Linked DNA regions of Homo sapiens: region 1 is linked to region 2. A link is a loop called in an ENCODE intact Hi-C map of the cell type or tissue named here. Cell type or tissue: heart left ventricle. All regions are shown on one strand. Links, peaks and the distances in the headings refer to the core of each region. The heading gives the core; the rest is flanking DNA.

Region 1 (8,000 bases), core at 1-8,000, 55 kb after region 2:
GACTTTTTAGGCTTTTCTTTTAGATGCTGCCTTCCATCTAGTTATGCTATTCTGTTTACCCTGGGGAGTGGTAGAACAGGTGAACCTCATAAGTCTCTGGAAAGGGGCCAGGGATGAATGTCTTATACATGTTAGTATTGATCTGAAGGAGAATTGGTTTGGGGTTTGGGTACATCAAATGGAAAAGGTCAGCAGAAGATGTGTGTGGCACTAGTAAGGAGGATAATTGACATCAAATGCTTTCCATGGAATGTCATGGTTTGGACTGTTCTCCTTACTGGCATCATTGGGGTCTGGATCAGAATTCTTTATACAGGTCTAGATAACATTATATGTAACAAAAATTCCCCAAGTTACTCATCAGAAATCTTAGAAAGCATGAAGCACAGTATTGAGCAGAGTTGAAGACAGGTATTGGCTGTGAGAGAGAGTGAGACAGGTTTTAAAATGGGCTGAGGACTTTTATCACTATAAAGAGTAGTTTATTTCCTTTTTAATATATAATTATGTAAATTAGAGCCACTGGAATTTTTGAAATTATTAAAGAAAAACACACAAAACAGGAAAAGCTTTTTATTTAAAAACATTTGAACTTAGGAACTTTTTCTCCTGGTGATATGAATTTCCTAGGTCAGAGGACATGCCTTTTAGCCCCAAAGCATCTGTTGCTGCTATGGAAGCAAAAGAACAGTTGTCTGCACAAGAACTTATGGAAAGTGGACTGCAGATTCAGAAGTCACCAGAGCCTGAGGTTTTGTCAACTCAGGAAGACTTGTTTGACCAGAGCAATAAAACAGGTACCAAGAGTGATTTGTCGTTACAGCTCTTCTCCAAAGATCTAAACTTTTACTTTAGTTCTGAGGCTACTGGTTAAGTTACAAAGCATTTTATAGGTTTGCAGACTTGTTTGTGATATGGAAGGAAAACGTGTTTCTAGTAATTAGTGAGAAGGGCTTTTTGGGAATAATTTCCATTTAATATTTTGACATAATTTTCTCTCTTTTGGAAATGAGATGGTGAAGAATAGCTAATACAGTAAATTTAGTATTATGGATACTAGCCATTTTCTTTTTTTCTTTTTTTTTTTTTTGAGATGGAGTCTCACTCTGTCACCCAGGCTGGAGTGCAGTGGCGCAATCTCGGCTCACTGCAAGCTCCGCCTCCCGGGATCATGCCATTCTCCTGCCTCAGCCTCCCTAGTAGCTGGGACTACAGGCACCCGCCACCATGCTTGGCTAATTTTTTGTATTTTTAGTAGAGATGGGGTTTCACTGTGTTAGCCATGATGGTCTTGATCTCCTGACCTTGTGATCCGCCTGCCTTGGCCTCCCACAGTGCTGGGCTTACAGGCATGAGTCACCACACCTGGCTGCCATTTTCTGTTACATGGCTACTATGTCTTCAAATCTTCAATATGATATTAAGCCTAGGTTTTTCATATTCATCTGGGTAACAGTTTACTAACTTAATCTGTTTATTAGTTAATCTGACACAGATAGGAATTTAAAATCTAGCGGAAAGGACATAAAACTTAAAAGGATATAATTTGTTTCACACCTCTTTAACCTCCACCAATCTTTCATTCCACAGCCTCAGAGAGCTAGAAAGCTTGAGTTAATTACCAGCAAAACATATTATGTTGGTTGTAAGGCGGGAAGGGAAGAAGGCTATCTTCCTTTGCTATGCTGTGATACAGGTTGCTGTGCAAGACATTCAGAGGGTCACCGAGGAACCTTTGTTGGTCTCTTACTAAAGTTGTAAGGTTTTATTTAAGAAATTCTTTTACACTGGGATTAATATAGTTGATACTCCATCTATTGCTAAGGGGAAGGGACCAACAAGAGACTCTTCATAGTATAAAACAGTAATGGCTGCTCATAAATCCTTTTACTCCTTTGAGCAGGCCCAAATCTTGAAAACTGCTGCATTTATAACATCAAGTGTCATGTGCATTTTTTTGACTTCTCCCATCTGTATCATGGCATGAGCTTGACTTCACCTAAGGTAGACGTTGGAATAAAAGGCTCATTTGCTGTTTTTTAATAGAAGCATCACAAGAAAGAAGAGCAGCTAAGCAGAAGTATAAGGATTCTGGCTTTTATTTTATTTATTTATTTATTTTTTTGAGACGGAGTCTCCCTCTGTTGCCCAGGCTGGAGTGCAGTGGTGCAATCTCAGCTCACTGCAACCTCTGCCTAGCAGGTTCAAGTGATGCTCCTGCCTTAGCCTTCCAAGTAGCTGGGATTACAGGCGCATACCACCACGCCCAGCTAATTTTTGTATTTTTAGTAGAGATGAGGTTTCACCATGTTGGTCTGGCTAGTCTTGAACTCCTGACCTCAGATGATCCACCCGCCTCAGCCTCCCAAAGTGCTAGGATTACAGGTGTGAGCCACTGCGCCCATCCAGGATTCTGGCTTTTAATCTCCAAGCTTAGATCATGACAGAAAGGACTAAGGAACTCTTCATCAGTTCTTTATTCAAGAAGCCCATTGCGGGGGTGGTTAATGTTCACTCAAGATTTGTGCTATTGTAGTAGTCCATTCGTTGTACTATAATTAGAAAACAATTTCTGCCCTTTTGGAAATATGGAAATATGTTGGAAATATGGATATTACTCTTTGCAGTACTGAATGGTTTTTGGCAGCTCAGTAGTGTCAATCTGAGAAGTGCAACTGGAATTTCTTTTTTTCAGTATCTTCTGATGGTTGCTCTACTCCTTCAAGGGAGGAAGGTGGGTGTTCTTTGGCTTCCACTCCTGCCACCACTCTGCATCTCCTGCAGCTCTCTGGTCAGAGGTCCCTTGTTCAGGACAGTCTTTCCACGTAAGTAAGCCTAAAATAGCTTATGCCAAGGCAGTATGTGCCTGAGAGTCTTAGGCTAAGGCTGAAAGAGGCTAAACTTATCTGCTAGTCTAGAATTCTTTTTGAAACCAAATGGTAGAACCTATGCATTAGAGCTTTGGGGATGAAGAACTGTTGAAGGCAGATAAATCTGTTGTCCCATTTGAAAATTTTATAATAGTAGCCCAAACGTTTCACTAAGAAAGAAAAGGCGCAGTTATTTAGAAAATGTTACACATCCAAAACAAGCATTCTGCTCCTCTGTTTTACTTGCAATTCTTCTCATTTAATAGCAGAGGGTGGAGAATAGGTTGTTAAGTTGACAGTAGTTGGATTTCTTTATGTTAGGGCAAAGAGGTTCGCTTGTTGGTTTTTTTTGTTTAGTTTTAGTTTTCTGATGAAAATGTTCATGGTCTGACTATTATTAGGCAAAAAAATGGAATAATTTTTTTTATGTCTCAAATCTGCAAATGAATTTATTTCCTAGCACTGCTCATTTTGCTTTTAAATCATGATGTCCTTGTGTCTGATCATTCACTTTGCCCTTACTCTCTTTTTGAAAAAGTTCTTATTTTACAACAGAAATGTCTGGTGTGGGAAATAGTTATTGAAGTATTTTTGGTTCTTCCACCAGCCTCAGGTTGCTGTTGGGGAAAAGTGCTGATAAGTATTTATCTGAATGCCTTAGATATTTTTTCCTGTTAAAAAGTAAAAGCAAATACAGAAATGCAAAACTGTGGCTATGGTAAAATAACCTGTGATTCTCTCTTTATATAAAGGAATTCTTCAGATCTTGTTGCTCCTTCTCCTGATGCTTTCCGATCTACTCCTTTTATCGTTCCTAGCAGTCCCACAGAGCAAGAAGGGAGACAAGGTGAGCTCTCTTGATCTGTCTGTTGATCTCAGATTAGAAGAGGAGCAACACTTTTTCTGCCTTGCAAAATGTACTACTTCTTTGTACTTTAGAATGCTTGTGACCTACACAATTCGGTAGGACTCATGTTTGTCTAACCTTTAGGGATGTGACCTACTGTAAAGTGCTGTCCTCAGTTCTTTGCTTTTCCTTCCTTCCTTTTTTTTTTTTTTTTTTTGTCTAACCCCATTGAGAGGTGACAGCGTGCTGGCAGTCCTCACAGCCCTCGCTCGCTCTCGGCGCCTCCTCTGCCTGGGCTCCCACTTTGGCGGCACTTGAGGAGCCCTTCAGCCCACCGCTGCACTGTGGGATCCCCTTTCTGGGCTGGCCAAGGCTGGAGCCCGCTCCCTCAGCTTGCAGGGAGGCGTGCAGGGAGAGGTGCGAGCAGCAACCGGGGCTGTGCGCGGCGCTTGCGGGCCAGCTGGAGTTCCTGGTGGGTGTGGGCTTGGCGGGTCCTGCACTCGGAGCAGCCGGCCGGCCCTGCCGGCCCCCCGGGCAATGAGGGGCTTAGCACCCGGGCCAGCGGCTATGGAGGGTGTACTGGGTCCCCCAGCAGTGCTAGCCCACCGGCGCTGCGCTTGATTTCTCGCCGGGCCTTACTTAGCTGCCTTCCAGTGGGGCAGGACTCGGGACCTGCAGCCCGCCATGCCTGAGCCTTCCACCCCCTCCGTGGGCTCCTGTGTGGCTGAGCCTCCCTGATGAGCACTGCCCCCTGCTCCACGGCACCTAGTCCCATCGACCACCCAAAGGGCTGAGGAGTGCAGGAGCACGGCACAGGACTGGTAGGCAGCTCCACCTGCAGCCCCCGTGCGAGATCCACTGGGTGAAGCCAGCTGGGCTGCTGAGTCTGGTGAGGACGTGGAGAACCTTTATGTCTAGCTCAGGGATTGTAAATACACCAATCGGCACTCTGTATCTAGCTCAGGGTTTGTAAACACACCAGTCAGCACCCTGTGTCTAGCTCTGAGTTTGTGAATGCACCAATCCACACTCTGTATCTGGCTGCTCTGGTGGGACGTGGAGAACCTTTATGTCTAGCTCAGGGATTGTAAATACACCAATCGGCACTCTGTTTCTAGCTCAAGGTTTGTAAACACACCAATCAGCACCCTGTGTCTAGCTCAGGGTTTGTGAATGTACCAATGGACACTCTGTATCTAGCTACTCTGGTGGGGCCTTGGAGAACCTTTGTGTGGACACTCTGTATCTAGCTAATCTGGTGGGGACGTGGAGAACCTTTGTGTCTAGCTCAGGGATTGTAAATGCACCAATCAGCCCCCTGTCAGCACAGACCACTGGCTCTACCAATCAGCAGGATGTGGGTGGGGCTAGATAAGAGAATAAAAGCAGGCTGCCCGAGCCAGCAGTGGCAACCCGCTCGGGTCCCCTTCCACAGTGTGGAAGCTTTGTTCTTTCACTCTTTGCAATAAATCTTGCTACTGCTCACTCTTTGGGTCCACGCTGCTTTTATGAGCTGTAACACTCACTGCGAGGTCTGTAGCTTCACTCCTAAAGCCAGCGAGACCACGAGCCCACTGGGAGGAACGAACAACTCTAGACGCGCTGCCTTAAGAGCTGTAATACTCACCGCGAAGGTCTGCAGCTTCACTCCTGAACCAGCGAGACCACGAACCCACCAGAAGGAAGAAACTCCGAACACATCTGAACATCAGAAGGGACAGACTCGAGACGCGCCACCTTAAGAGCTGTAACTCTCACCGTGAGGGTCCGCGGCTTCATTCTTGACGTCAGTGAGACCAAGAACCCACCAATTCTGGACACACCATCCCCCATTCTTTGCTTTTCTAGCACTAATTCTATTGAGATTTCTGTATTGGCTCAATTTTTAAAAAGGCTCTGAAGGAAAAATTTTTGTTTTTAAAGTTGAACTGAAATGAATTAGTATGGGGAAGAACTGGACTTATTAATAATGGCCTACTTGTTTCTAGCAACACGTGAACACATTTCTGGTGAGAAGGAACCAGCAATTGTTTCTTGTGGTCCTTATAGGTTATTTTTGCTATTAAAATAGTTTTAGCATAAGAATGGTTAAGAGTAGGTGGTAAAAATTTTAACTTCATTCATTTACTCCTTTGACGACTTAGAGATTTTATATTACTTTATTCACAAGAAAGCTTTCCTTTTCACTTACCTAATTTATCTCATTATTTAAGCTTCTTTTGCTCTGACCTAGTCTCCTATCCAGTCATTCAAGATGTTTCTAAGTTCTTACGATTTCTACAAAGCTTTTTCTAATAAATTCTATGATTTTCATCTTTTCACTCTTTCATATACAAGTAATGGTATAATAGTTTTATTTATTGAGCACTTAGTATAGGCAAGGCATTGTTCTAAGGGCATTTCTGTGGTTTTTCTCATTGAATCCTCACAAACATCCTAAGAAGGAGGTGTTATTTTTATCCCCATTTTACAGATGAGGAAATGGAGGCATAGAGAGATTTTTCAACTAATGAGATGTAGAAGCAGAATTTGAACTCAGGCAGCTGCCTCCAGAGCCTGTGCCTTCATCTGTCATGTATATGCCTCCTATTATATCCTTTCTCTGCTCTTGAGTAACATAAAACATAGACATTTAACAGTTTTTCAAATGTAATTTATCAGTGATAGAATTTGATCTTAGGCTTTCTTCTGCTACAAAGTTTGTCTCTGGCTGTTTCTCTTAAAATCAGTTGTAGGTATCCAAATTGACTAATATCAATCTAAGCATAACATGATTAGTGACTGATATCAATCTAAGTATAACATGATTAGGTGAATTAATTCTACAAAAACCCAGGTAATACAAGTGAAGTTTGGTTAATTCTTAAAACAGTTTCTTTTATCTTTTATCTGTAGTGTGAACATTGAAAAAATATAAAAATAATTATATTAAATATACTTTCTCAGGCTGGGCACGGTGTCTCACACCTGTAATCCCAATACTTTGGGAGGCCAAGGTGGGCAGATCACCTGAGGTCAGGAGTTTGAGACCAGCCTGGCCACCATGGTGAAACCCCATCTCTACTAAAAATATAAAAAATTAACTGGGTGTGGTGGCGGGTGCCTGTAATCCCAGCTACTCAGGAGGCTGAGGCAGGAGAATCACTTGAACCTGGGAGGCGGAGGTTGCAGTGAGCCAAGGTGGCACCACTGCGTCGCAGCCTGGACAACAGAGCGAGACCCTGTCTCAAAAAAAAAAAAGCTTTCTCCCTGATTGTAAACAGTCAATATTTATTGTAGAAAGTTTGTTAAGTATATAGGAAATTAATGAAAATAAAAATCACCTGTGATACTACACTCCAGATATAGCTACAACTAGTATATTTGGATATATTTCAGTTTTCAATGCATAAAGTAGTTTTACATAATTGGCATGTTGTGTATATGACTCAGTTTTTTTTTTTTATGTAACAGTGTATTTTCCCTTGTCAGTTATATTTTAGATTTAATGCATTTGCTTAATATGTATGTACATCAGTGTTTGTGAAACTATATGTGCTTTTTGTATTTATTTGTTTTTTTGCTTTTCTCTTAACCTAAAGCCTTTTTTGTATGTAGTGCCTATAACAGCAGGTTTTTAATGTGCTTTGTCATGGCAAGAAAGTTCAAAAGGTGCAACAAAAATACTTAGCACAGCTATGGTAGTATATTAAAGGCCTGTAGCACTGGATCCCAAATTAGGTGTAGACTGGTAAGGTTGAGACTAAGCTAAGCAGCAAAGCTGGGTATTGAGGTTGCAGTTTGGGTAGCTGGTAGCATGAATGTGAATTATGGGGAAAAGGTAAATGTTGTTAGTAGTTTGTGAGTGGTCTAGAGGAAGCCTGGTTGGGGTCAAGTTGTAAGATAGGGGATACAAATGATGAATCAAATACTTAGCTAGCTGGGCTGACTCCAAGCAAGTTCCTGATAGCCTACAGGTGGGTAGTATACTATGGGAAAGCAGTGTTTTGTGTTTTGTGTGTGTGTGTTCCCTCCTAATGTGTGTCAGGATTAGTGTCTTCTCTTTCTTAGTTCTTTGATAAATCAGTGCTGATTGGCATTGATAGATTTTTTTTCTTCATCTGTATTTGTACAGGCATCCATCTCTCTGCAGTTAGCAATTGTTAATGCAAATATAATCAGTTCGTAAATATGAATTATAGATACTGTATTTACCTAAAGTGGTGACAAATTCACTGTCTTTCAAGGCCTGTGGTAGAATATATGATGGTTAAATTAGGTACCAGTAGTTTGGGCTTTTCTAC
Region 2 (10,485 bases), core at 1,095-9,094:
GAAGTGATTGATCAGCTGCCTGGAGAGGGTATTCCTCAAGCCCAGCATCCATCTGGTGATCCAAACCCTCAGAGCCAGTCTCTAGCCCATGACCAGCACTCACCCCTTCCACCAGCAACATGTGATTAATTTTCTCATTAGTGGTATCACACTATACCAGCCATTTGAGCCAGCAACCTTTTCTGTTGGCTAACTCACTGGCCAGCTCTCACCAGCGGTGTCTGGGGAAGTAGTTCTCTTTGTATGAAGCATACCTGTGCCAGAGCTGTGGTTGAGGAGGAGCCAGTTTTAGGTTCGAAGAAGCCATTGGCTCCTCACTTAGCCATTAGACTTGAATAGGATTTCCTTGGGGTGGGTTGGTCTGTCATTACCCAGCCTTCTCTGAGCATCCTAGGAAATCACAGATTGTTAAAGGAAATGCCGCTTCACTGCTGAAGACACCATCTGGCGACAGCAAATGCAAAAGAGGGGACTCTAGGGTCTTCACTTTTCTGGGGAAATGTTCACGACTTCTCAAGGTACGCTTAGACCATATGTGCATTCAGGGGACTCTTGTCTTTGCCAGCACTCCTCAGGTGAGCCCGGGATGGCTATCTGAAATGTCTGGAAAATAGAGTCCCTTCCCCAAACATCTGACATGGCCACTAAATCTTTAGACTTGCCTTATAGATCCTTCCATATCATCCCCAAGTGCCCCTTCTGCCTCAGTCCTGTTCCTCTGGGCAATAGCTCTAGGGAAAAGTAGGTATTAGACTGCTGTGCAAAATTCAGAGCAACTACTTAAAATGCTCTAGAGGATTCTTAGCCAGTCTGTGAAAGTGGGCCTCCTCTGTGGTGGGGCTGTTTGGCTTAGGAGATGCTGTAGTAGTAGAGATAATCAGGTTCTATTTTAAGCAATCAGCAGAGATCAATATTGTACAGATACAAGCAAAGGTTTAATAAATATATATATATATATTTATTTCTGTAGTTGTGCCAGGGACAGACTGGCCAAAGACCAAACACTGCAGGGTCCCCAAGAAATTTGTCCTTATATCATTGTGTCTGAGGGCCAGATATGATTATGAAGCTTTTTCCAAAGATCCAGGGATGGGAATGGGAGTGGGTAGGAGGGGTAATGCGGTCATTGGAGTCGGGGGCTGGAACATTATGAGTGCTCAATAAATATAAACTAATGAGAATGGTGGTGATGGATGATGGTGATGTCCTTGTGAATTCAAGAATGAATATAGGCTGGGCACGGTGGCTTACACCTGTAATCCCAGCACTTTGGGAGGCCAAGGCGGGCAGATCATTTGAGGTCAGGAGTTGGAGACCAACCTGGCCAACATGGTGAAACCTTGTCTCTACTAAAAACACAAAAATTAGCCAGGCATGGTGGTGGACACCTGTAATCCCAGCTATTCGGGAGGCTGAGACAGGAGAATCACTTGAACCCTGGAGGCAGAGGTTGCAGTGAGCCAAAATCACGCCACTGCCCTCCAGCCTGGGCAAAAATGCAAGACTCTGTCTCAAAAAAAAAAAAAAAGGAATACGACTATGAGTCAATTGTGTCTGTAACTGATTAATCTGAATCGGTCAAAAGCCATTATAGTTGAGCAGGAATGGGCTGTAAAAATACAGAGATCAGGCATCCAAAAATAGACTATAAAAATATAGAGATCAGCTGGGCGTGGTGGCTCACATCTGTCTGTAATCCTAGCACTTTGGGAGGCCGAGGTGGGTGGATCATGAGGTCAAGAGATTGAGACTATCCTGGCCAACATGGTGAAACCCCATCTCTACTAAAAATATAAAAATTAGCTGGGCATGGTGGCACATGCCTGTAATCCCAGCTACTCGGGAGGCTGAAGCAGGAGAATTGCTTGAATCCAGGAGGTGGAGGTTGCAGTGAGCCAAGATCGCGCCACTGCACTCCAGCCTGGTGACAGAATGAGACTCTGTCTCCAAAAAAAAAAAAAAAAAAGAGAGATCAGGCATCCCAAGAGGAGCCTATGGCAGTTAACCCACTATCTCAAAAGGTATTTATTTATTTATTTAGAGACAGAGTCTCGCTCTGTCACCCAGGCTACAGTGCAGTGGTGCGATCTCAGCTCACTGCAACTGCCGCCTCCTGGGTTCAAGCGATTCTCCTGCCTTAGCCTCCTGAGTAGCTGGGATTACAGATGCCCGTCACCACACCCAGCTAATTTTTTTTGTATTTTTAGTAGAGACGGGGTTTCGCCGTGTTGGCCAGGCTGGTCTCGAACTCCTGACCTCAGGTGATCTGCCCGCCTCGGCCTCCCAAAGTGCTGGGATTACAGGTGTGAGCCACCACGCCCGGTCCCCAAAAGGTCTTTATTGAGTAAGTAGAGTGTTGGATGGGGGACTGGAAAGAGGTTCCCTCTCTGTGAAGCACCAGAGGGTACATGCCTTCTCACCAAGTTCTTGGAATCATCCTGTTAATTTTTCACTCTGATGGAGTGTCAGGAGGAGTTTATATAAAGGGGCTATGCCCTTTCTCTGCTCCTTTGACATCTTTACCATGAGAGAGCCCAGAACAGTGGGAGGGCTAGAATATGCCCCTCCCCAAATATACACATTCATAACCTGGCCACTTCTGACATACTTAGGACTATAAAGGGTTTCCATGGAGGAGGAAAGTCGACCGTTTTACTCCATGGAAATCCTGACTGCACAAGGAGAGTTGTTTCCAACCTCATTAGGCTCTGGATCTCTTAGGGTCCTTCAGCTTTTTACCCCTTTAGCCCAAGAGGCTGTCCAGGGTAGCTGATCCTGGTTATTTGGTCCTCAACTCTTGACCCCACGGAATGCATATCCCCTTCCCAGGAGGCCTTCTGCCCCTCTTCCCTCCCCCAGACCAGATGTATGTATCCACCCTAGGCTCCTATTCTTCATACTCAGGCACAAGTGTTTCCAGTAATCAAAAGCATTGGAGTCTTCCAAGATAAATTCAATACTGGTTGAAGCAGAGAGGTAGAAGCCAGGGCCCAGTAACTAAGCATGTATGGAGTCAGAAAAAGCCTAAGCAGCACTACACTATCTGCAATGAACTTGGTTTATTGTTAGAGTTGGAGGTGGCTCCGTTACAGCAGCTGGGAACTATAGCAGGGAAGCGTGGGGAGGAGCAGAACACAGCAGCACGGGGAGGGTGGAGCTAGGAAGAACACAAGGTGGGCTCATTTTGGTTTCCCAGTCGTTTGGCAGAGAAGGCAAGCCCACATGACTACCAGCTTCTGGGTTTCTCAGTCTGGCAGTAGTCTGGCAGGGCTGCTCACTGGCTTGCTTGGGGCGAGGTCCTCTCCTGGGGTGGTATTTTCAGCCCGTTTTCATTTCACTCTGTAGGAGTTAAGCTGTGGCTCAGCTTCTCCCTTTTTCCTTCCTCCATCTCATTTTCCCCAAGTCCTCTGGCCTGGCTTCCACCTCCCAGATCCTCTGTCCAAGAGCGGGTTTGGAGAGGCAGCCAGTGTTCCCATTTCAGCTGCAGGATGGCATAGTGGAATGTTGGGGGAGTCACACATTGCTGGGGTGTCAAATGTTGGGATGTCAGGCAGTGGCTTATTTTTAACCCATTAAACACCAAGCCACAGCAGATGACCACATGCAGAGAAGCCAAGCAGGGGATGAGAAGGGATCAGGATAATTGAAATGGGGTGAGTAAAAACTTCAAAGAGTCAGGGAGTTTGGAAGAATTCTGGCATTGGGGCTTGGGCTCTCCTTGCCGTTTTGTGCTGTCTGGACACAGCCCTGGGATGTGAATGGTATAAAGCAGGGTCTGGGGGATAAGCTCCTTTCTCCTCTCACCAGTCTATTGGTCTAAAGAGCTTCAAGTTTTAAATTGAGACATTCAGATACTGAGGGAAGCAGTAGAACAGTATAGCAGTGGGATACCCCCAGGACCCTGCTAGAACTCAGACCCTGGTGGTTGAGGAGATGGGGGATGGGAAATGGAGGAAAGGGTGCAGCTCTGGGCACCTCACTGACGGTATCCTGCCCCAGGTCACATAAATTACTATTGGAAATCCCTCCCAGGATGCCAAATAAATAGATTGAGATAAAGAGGTCCCTGGAGTTGGGGATATAATCTCCCTCTACGAGGGAGGAGGTTGCTCTCTGAGACCCATCCTCAGTCCCCATTCAATACCAGCATTTGACAGTGCTAGGAGAGGGTTCTCAGGCATCAGATGCTATCCTATTCTAATTTGTCCCCTCCCCCATCCTCTCCCTGTTAACTTTGGTTTGAGACACCTCACAGGAATGGATGATGGGGAGGGACAACCCCTCCCATTTAGCCCAGCCCAAGTCCCCACAACAAGACATCTCCCTCCCCTCCCCCTAGCTCCCATCTCCCTCAACCCCAAAGGACTCAGCAGTAGCCATTCTCTAAAGGAGCTGGGGGAGTGGATCCTTGGGGAAGGGAGGGCGGCTCTTTCAGAACTCAATCTTGCAGGCAGGGAAGGACTCATCCTGCATCACCACGGTGCTGCTGCTAGCCAGGACCAGGACATTCAGTTGTTGCTGCTGCTCATGAGTTTGTTGGTACCACTCACGAGTCACCTCCGTGTCATGAGTAGGGATCAGAGTCACCTAGAAGGGAGATAAGATATGTCTGATGTGAGAACATAAAGGGAAGGTAGGTGAGGGGGAAGGGGCACCTCATGGTCTCAGAAGCAGCTCTGCTGCCCTTAGAAAAGGCCCATCCTTTAATAAATAGGGACTGTGTTCCACTACTGCCTCTGAGTGAGCGTTGACCAGACTACTTCCTTGGTGTCCTTTGCTACTCACCTGAAGATTCTCCCCCCACTGGGCCTTGCCCTCCAGCAGGGCATCCAGCACAGCCCGGCTTGGCTCGCCATTGGCAGGGTCATTCCCACTGACCACATAGTAGGATGCACGCACTCGACGGAAGAAGTCAAGGTCAGCAGTCTTGCCACTGCAATGATTCGGGATGTAGGCGAGATCCACATATACAGGGGCACCAGAGCTGCCCTTGGAACTCAAGGCCACTGTAGAGACAAGCCAGGATTCATTGTAGAGGAAAAGTAGAACCCTTTTGGCAACCTTCCCCTCTGTCCCACTCCTGAAGTCTGACCAGCCCACACCCAGCCCTAACCCACACTCTCTGCCAAGTTTCATGATATACTTACTTGGTCCTGCCTTGAGTCCATTGACTAGGCCTTTGGACATGGGGCTGTGTCCATCCTTTTCCTCTGCTGGGGTGACCTGGCTTGTGGTGCTGCGTGGTCGAGGTGGGGCCCGGGATGCTCGATCTGCAGGCCCTTTACCAGGGGTGGGTGAGCGTTTTCCCCGAAGATCCAGACGCCGTGCAGGGGACGCTGGCTTGGCCTTGCCTGGGGCCCTGCGCCCTACTCGCCCCTGAACCTTTTCCTTCTCCCGTAGCCTCTCTACTCTCCCAGACTCTGAGCTGAGCCCCTCGGGGTCAGCCATGCACACATCAGGGCGGGGAGGGGATGGGCGGGGGTCTGGCTGTGGGAGAGGAGGTGGGTCATGGCCAGGCCTGGGGTGGTGAGTACCACTGACACCCCCAGCTTTGTCCACAGGTAGGAAGTCTCCATCTTCATCTGAGTCGAGGGCTGCCTCAGCTGTGATGGACGGACACTCCTCAGTTTCTGGCGGGACATCAGAATCTGACTGTGAGGAGCCTGAGTCACTGGCTGATGTAGGGGGTGTCTCATCAGTCACAGGGCATGGGCCCCCAGTGGTCCCTGGCCCCCCTACCCGGCGCCGCCCCCCTCTTCCTACTAGCCGAACTTCCTCAGTTGAGAGGTCCCTATCATCTATGGATGGGGGCAGAGGTGGGTTCAGGAAGGATGGGGAGAGCTCCCCACGATGGGGCCGAGGCTCAGTGGCACATCCCTGGGGCCCAGCTTCGACCTCAGGAGAGGCACTGCTGGGTGGGCCCCCGGAGCCCCCTGCAGGACACACTGGCTGCTCAGGGGAGAGCAATGTGTCAGGCCGGGAGCTCCTCTCAGCTCCTTCAGGCCAGGCCCCACGTTCCCAGGCAGGGCAAGCCGCAGCCTCTTCATTTTCAGCCTTGGCTGGGGCAGGGCCTGGGGGGTTAGGGCTGGTTTCAGTTGGGCCATTGGCTGCACAATCCTCAGAGGGAACCTGGAAGGGGCTTGGCTTCTCCGTGGCTGCCTCTGAGCACTCCAGGTGGCACGGCAGGATGCCATCACCCATGTCTCCAGGCAGGCTTGGAGCTGGAGCTAGGGCCAAGTCCAGTGAAGCTGGGGGTGCTGGGCTCAGAGGAGTGAGGTCCCAGAGGCTGTGGGCAGCTGGTTCCATTCCTGGGTCCAGCTCTCCAGACTCCTGTTCTGCAGCCTCAAGGCTTGGAGAGAAGCGCTCCGCCACACTTGAAATCACAGGCGTGGTAGCCTCAGAGGAGGAGCCCTCAGACAGGGCTGGTGAGGCAGGTCGTGGCAGATTGGAGAGGAGAGGGGCCCCAGGAGAACTGGGTGATGGGAGCTGGGGCAGTGAGGAATCCAGGCTGGGGGCCTTGGTCACTTCCAGGTATTCATCATGCCGGGTTCTGGTGGGGGGTCCTGGAGCCAGAGCCAGAGCTCGATCCCCAGAGAAGGCAAGGGAGCCACAGGGTGCCGAGCGGGGTTCAGCTGGAGAGGGCAGCTGTGGGGGAGCTGGCTGCAATGAGGAGAAGCCAAAGGCTGAAGCAGGGAAGTCCAGACTGGGTCGGGCAGGCCCCAGGTGTGAGTCCAAGGGAGGGCTAACATGTGCCTCAGTTTCTGGCCATAATGTGGGGGACCCCATAGGAATGGGGTGAGGAGGACTTGGGGATTGGGCCTCTTTTTCTGGCTGTTCCCGAGCCCCCTTCTCCAGTTCTGAGTCACTAGTGCTGTCATCCCAGTGACTCCGGCCTGATTCCTTGGGGGATGGGGACCTCCTATCTGGGCTGCAGCTCAGGATGTTACCATTAAGAGGGGGGCTTGGGCCTTTGCTCAGGATAGGAGCACGGGGGGGAACTGCAGGTGGGGTGAGGCTGGGCTCCATACTTGGCCCTGGCTCTGGCCTTGGGGGTACAGTGGGTCCTGCCAGGGCTGCATAGCTGAAGGTTGGAGTGTCAGACTGGAGGCTCTTGGGTGAGATAGGAGATGAAAGCTCCTTCTCTGCAGATGTGTTTCGGCCGGCAGCTGCCTCCTTGGTTGAGAGGCATGGGGGCCAATCCCCAGCTGCTCCAAGTGGAGGCTCTCTAGTGGGGCATGCAGGGCCAAGCCCAGTAAGCATCATCTGCTCATAGATGTCTGCATACTGAAAGCTTCTCTCATCAGGATAGGGTGTGGGCTCTCTCTGCTCCGGCTCAGTCTGCTCAGGCTCCGTGGTGGCATGGCTTTTGCTGGCCTCTGGTACCTTTGAGCTGTGTGAGCTTTTGTCAGGAGCCTCAGCCCTACCTTCTTCTTCCCTTTCCCCTTCAGCCTTGCGGTAGTCCTTCCCCAGGGGGGAGTATGGCCCACCTTCCAACTCAGCTGCCCCCTCCTGCACTGCAGCCACCACACTGTCATACTCGGCTGTGCCCCAAGAGAAGGGTGCAGGAGTATGGGATTCCGGGGCAGGTGTGGGGGGACCAGGAGCTGGGGAGAGGGGTGCAGGGGGGAGGGGTCTGTCCTTGGGCACCCAGGGTGGGATGTCAGCCAGCCATGAGGGAGTAGTGGGTTCATTCTTCATGTGTGGCATGAGCTTAGGGTCTGGGATAGGACTCTCTTGTCCTGGGGCTGAAGGAACCCTTTGTCCAACCATCTCAGGTGGGGAAGCTGGAGGGGAGATGATCTCAAAGGGAGAGCGGGTCAGTTTGTCCTCTTCCTCTGGTGGCAACCCAACTGGTGATTCAGCAAGCCAGCGCTCCACCTCTAGCCCCTTCTGTGGTGAGGATTCCTGGAAATCCTTGAAGTCTGAGGCCCAGGGGCTCCGGGTTGCGTGTTCCCGCAGGGGTACTTCTTGCTCATCATCTGGGCCCTCATCTAGGAAAGTGCTTTCCCGTTCCTCAGTGTAGTGTGGGCGGGCCCCCTGGCCATCCAGCTCGTGAGGGAACCAGACCTTCCGCTCACAGCTTAGCTCCCTCCAGTATGTGTCCTGTTCCAAGGCCACATCCTCTCTGCCCCTCCAATACCTATTGTCCTGCTCAGGAGATGTGTCCTCCCATGCCGGGGCAAGCTCTTTCTGTTCTCCAGCCGGCTCCTCTCTGGTAGGAGATGTTTCTTGCCACTCCTGGACCACATCCTGCCCCCTCCAGTACTTTTCTTCCTGCTCTCTGGCCCTGCCCTCCTGCACTAGGCTCTCTTCCAGGCCCAGAGCTTTGGTCTTCTCCAGAAGAGCTTCTAACTTCTCTTCCATGGCCTTGACCTTTTCTGGGGATTTTTCCTCTAGCATCTTTGGTTTCCTGGTTTTATCCTCCTGCACTAGGCTCTCCTGCTCCTGAGTTTGGTGGTTCTCTTCCAGAGCCTGAATGTTTTGTTCCAGGGCTTCATCCTTCTGTCCCAAAGCCCAGTATTTTTGTTCTAAGGCCTGATCCTTCTTTTCTGAGACTTTATCCTTTTGTTCCTGGGCCTGGTGTTTCTGTTCAGGGGCTTTGTCTGTCTGTTCTAGGTCTCTGTCCTTCATTTCAGCGACCGTGTCCTCCGGAGCCTTATGTTCAACACTTCTGACTTTTTGATCTAAGGCTTTGTCTTTCTCTTCTGGGATCTTCTCCTTCTGTTCTAGGACCCTGTCCTTTTGTTCCAAGTCTTTATCTTTTGGTTCCAGGGCCTTGTCCTTCTGTTCCAGGGCTGTATCCTTTTGTTCTAAGGCTTTGTCTTTCTCTTCTGGAATCTTATCCTTCTGTTCCAGGGCCTTGTCTTTTTCTTCTAAGTCTTTGTCTTTTGGTTCCAGGGCCTTGTCCTTCTGTTCTAGGGCTGTGTCTTTTTGCTCTAAGTCTCTGCCCTTTTGTTCTAAAGCCTTATCCTGCTGTTTCACAGCCTCATTCTTTACATGCAGAGCCTCATCTTTCTGATAGATGGCTGTATCCTTCGGCTCTACCACCTCCTTGTGCTCCAGAGTTTTGTCTTTCTGCTGTAAAACTTCATCCTTTGGCTCAGGTTCCTTCTTCTGTTCTGAGGTTCTGTCTTTCAACCCTGGAACTTTATCTTCCCACTTTATGGCAATGTCCTCCAAGGCAGGGCCTGGCAAAGACTCAGGACTCTTGGAGAAGGAGCTATCAGGTGTCAGAATGTGTTCATCAGGGCTTGTGATCGCCCCAGGTAAGTACTTCCCATTTCCTGAAGGTGTAGAGTGAGAGAATGAGCTGGCAGGTGACTTCCTGTCAAGGCTGTCATCTGTGATGTCTGTCTGTGCAGAGTATCGAGTTGTCCCATCTGTGGGAGGTGACGCTGTGGCTGCATGGGGCTCTGGAACAGACATGGGAGCTGTGTGGTGAGAGGTATCCTCGGCCTGCATCAGATGCCCCATTTCTTCCTTCCCAAGGTTTAGTTCCCCAAACTGGAGGGTGCCAAGGCTTTCTGGAGAGAGCTGCTTAGAAGAGACATCCAGGGAGGTCTCCTTGCTGGGACTCTCTTCTGACAGAGAAAGTGACTGGGTGTCTTCTGGAGATACCTCTGGCCAACGGTCTTTGTGTAGGTACTGTTCTGTCAGGCCACAGGGAGACTTGGGGGTAGGCTCTTGGTTGGCAGTGTCTGGGGAGGGCACGCTGAGGACAGAGAGGGATTCTGCATCTTCAGGAGAGAGGCTTCGGTCAGGATATCTGAGCACCTCATCTTTCTGAGGTTTGCCAGGTTCTTGGGGTAAAGTCCTCAAACCTCCGGGAAGGGCTTCTGCTCCCAGAATTGGGCCTGTGGGCTCTCCTGCCTCCATAATCTCAAAGACTATTGCTTTATCCTGTGCTGGCAACAGTTGAATGGTACAGCCTGTAAGCCCCTCATCAATGTTGACAGGTGCTTCCTGGGCCTGGGGGCTCCTGGGAGGAGGAACTTTCTCTTCCTTCTCTAGTGTGCCCTCTTCAGGCCCTGGCTTGACTGTCTCCTCAGCAGCATCTTCTTTGCCCACACCTGGTGTGCGCTTAGTGTCTCCCCAGGAGTCTGCCTCCTGAAAGTCTTGGGGCTCAGACTTTTCTTCCACTGGGGACTGATGAAAGGGTGTGTGGGTGGCACTGGGTGGGCCAGATGGTGGAGGAGAAGCCATCTTCACTGTGCTGTCATCTGGGCTAAGGCACCGCTCCTCTGCTTCTCCAAGGGCTGGTTCTCCTGGATGTAGGGCATGCCCAGGGGCACTAAACACTGGAGTTCCATATTGACTGCAAAGTTTCTCAGACATCTCTACGTTTGCTGTCTCCTCCTCTTCCTCTTCCACAGCTCTCTCTCCAGACAAGCCTTTCCCTATGATCTCTCCTCTCTTCTCTGACTCCCCAGTCACAGAGAAGTCCTCACAGGGTGGTGATTTGAAGCCCTTGTCTTCTTCCAGTGA

What was found. A loop is a pair of places that touch in the nucleus more often than their neighbours do. Peaks named below come from ENCODE experiments on the same cell type or tissue, not always from the same donor. Only the 100,000 strongest peaks of a DNase experiment are listed, where the experiment ranks them.
Region 1: a loop joins it to region 2, with 2.6 times the contacts of the local background. A loop is called at or near these places in 23 of 110 quality-filtered maps.

Annotation. Positions count from the first base shown.
Region 1 is chr15:43,470,390-43,478,389 of GRCh38, reverse strand. It overlaps TP53BP1 (tumor protein p53 binding protein 1), which reads left to right. Exons shown (of 28, transcript NM_001141980.3): 8 at 631-797; 9 at 2,696-2,825; 10 at 3,623-3,717. Among named protein-coding and RNA genes, the nearest start is that of TP53BP1, 19 kb to the left of the region's middle. RefSeq lists a silencer at 945-1,186. In heart left ventricle, for the core only: no CTCF peak of the experiment used is centred there; no DNase peak of the experiment used is centred there.
Region 2 is chr15:43,524,171-43,534,655 of GRCh38, reverse strand. MAP1A (microtubule associated protein 1A) reads right to left here. Exons shown (of 6, transcript NM_002373.6): 4 at 5,148-10,485; 5 at 4,786-5,006; 6 at 3,045-4,587. The coding sequence ends at 4,432. PPIP5K1 (diphosphoinositol pentakisphosphate kinase 1) reads left to right here. Exons shown (of 32, transcript NM_001394395.1): 32 at 1-1,181. Among named protein-coding and RNA genes, the nearest start is that of MAP1A, 12 kb to the right of the region's middle. RefSeq lists enhancers at 4,327-4,827, 4,828-5,328, 6,310-6,942. In heart left ventricle, for the core only: no CTCF peak of the experiment used is centred there; a DNase peak (open chromatin) is centred at 6,040.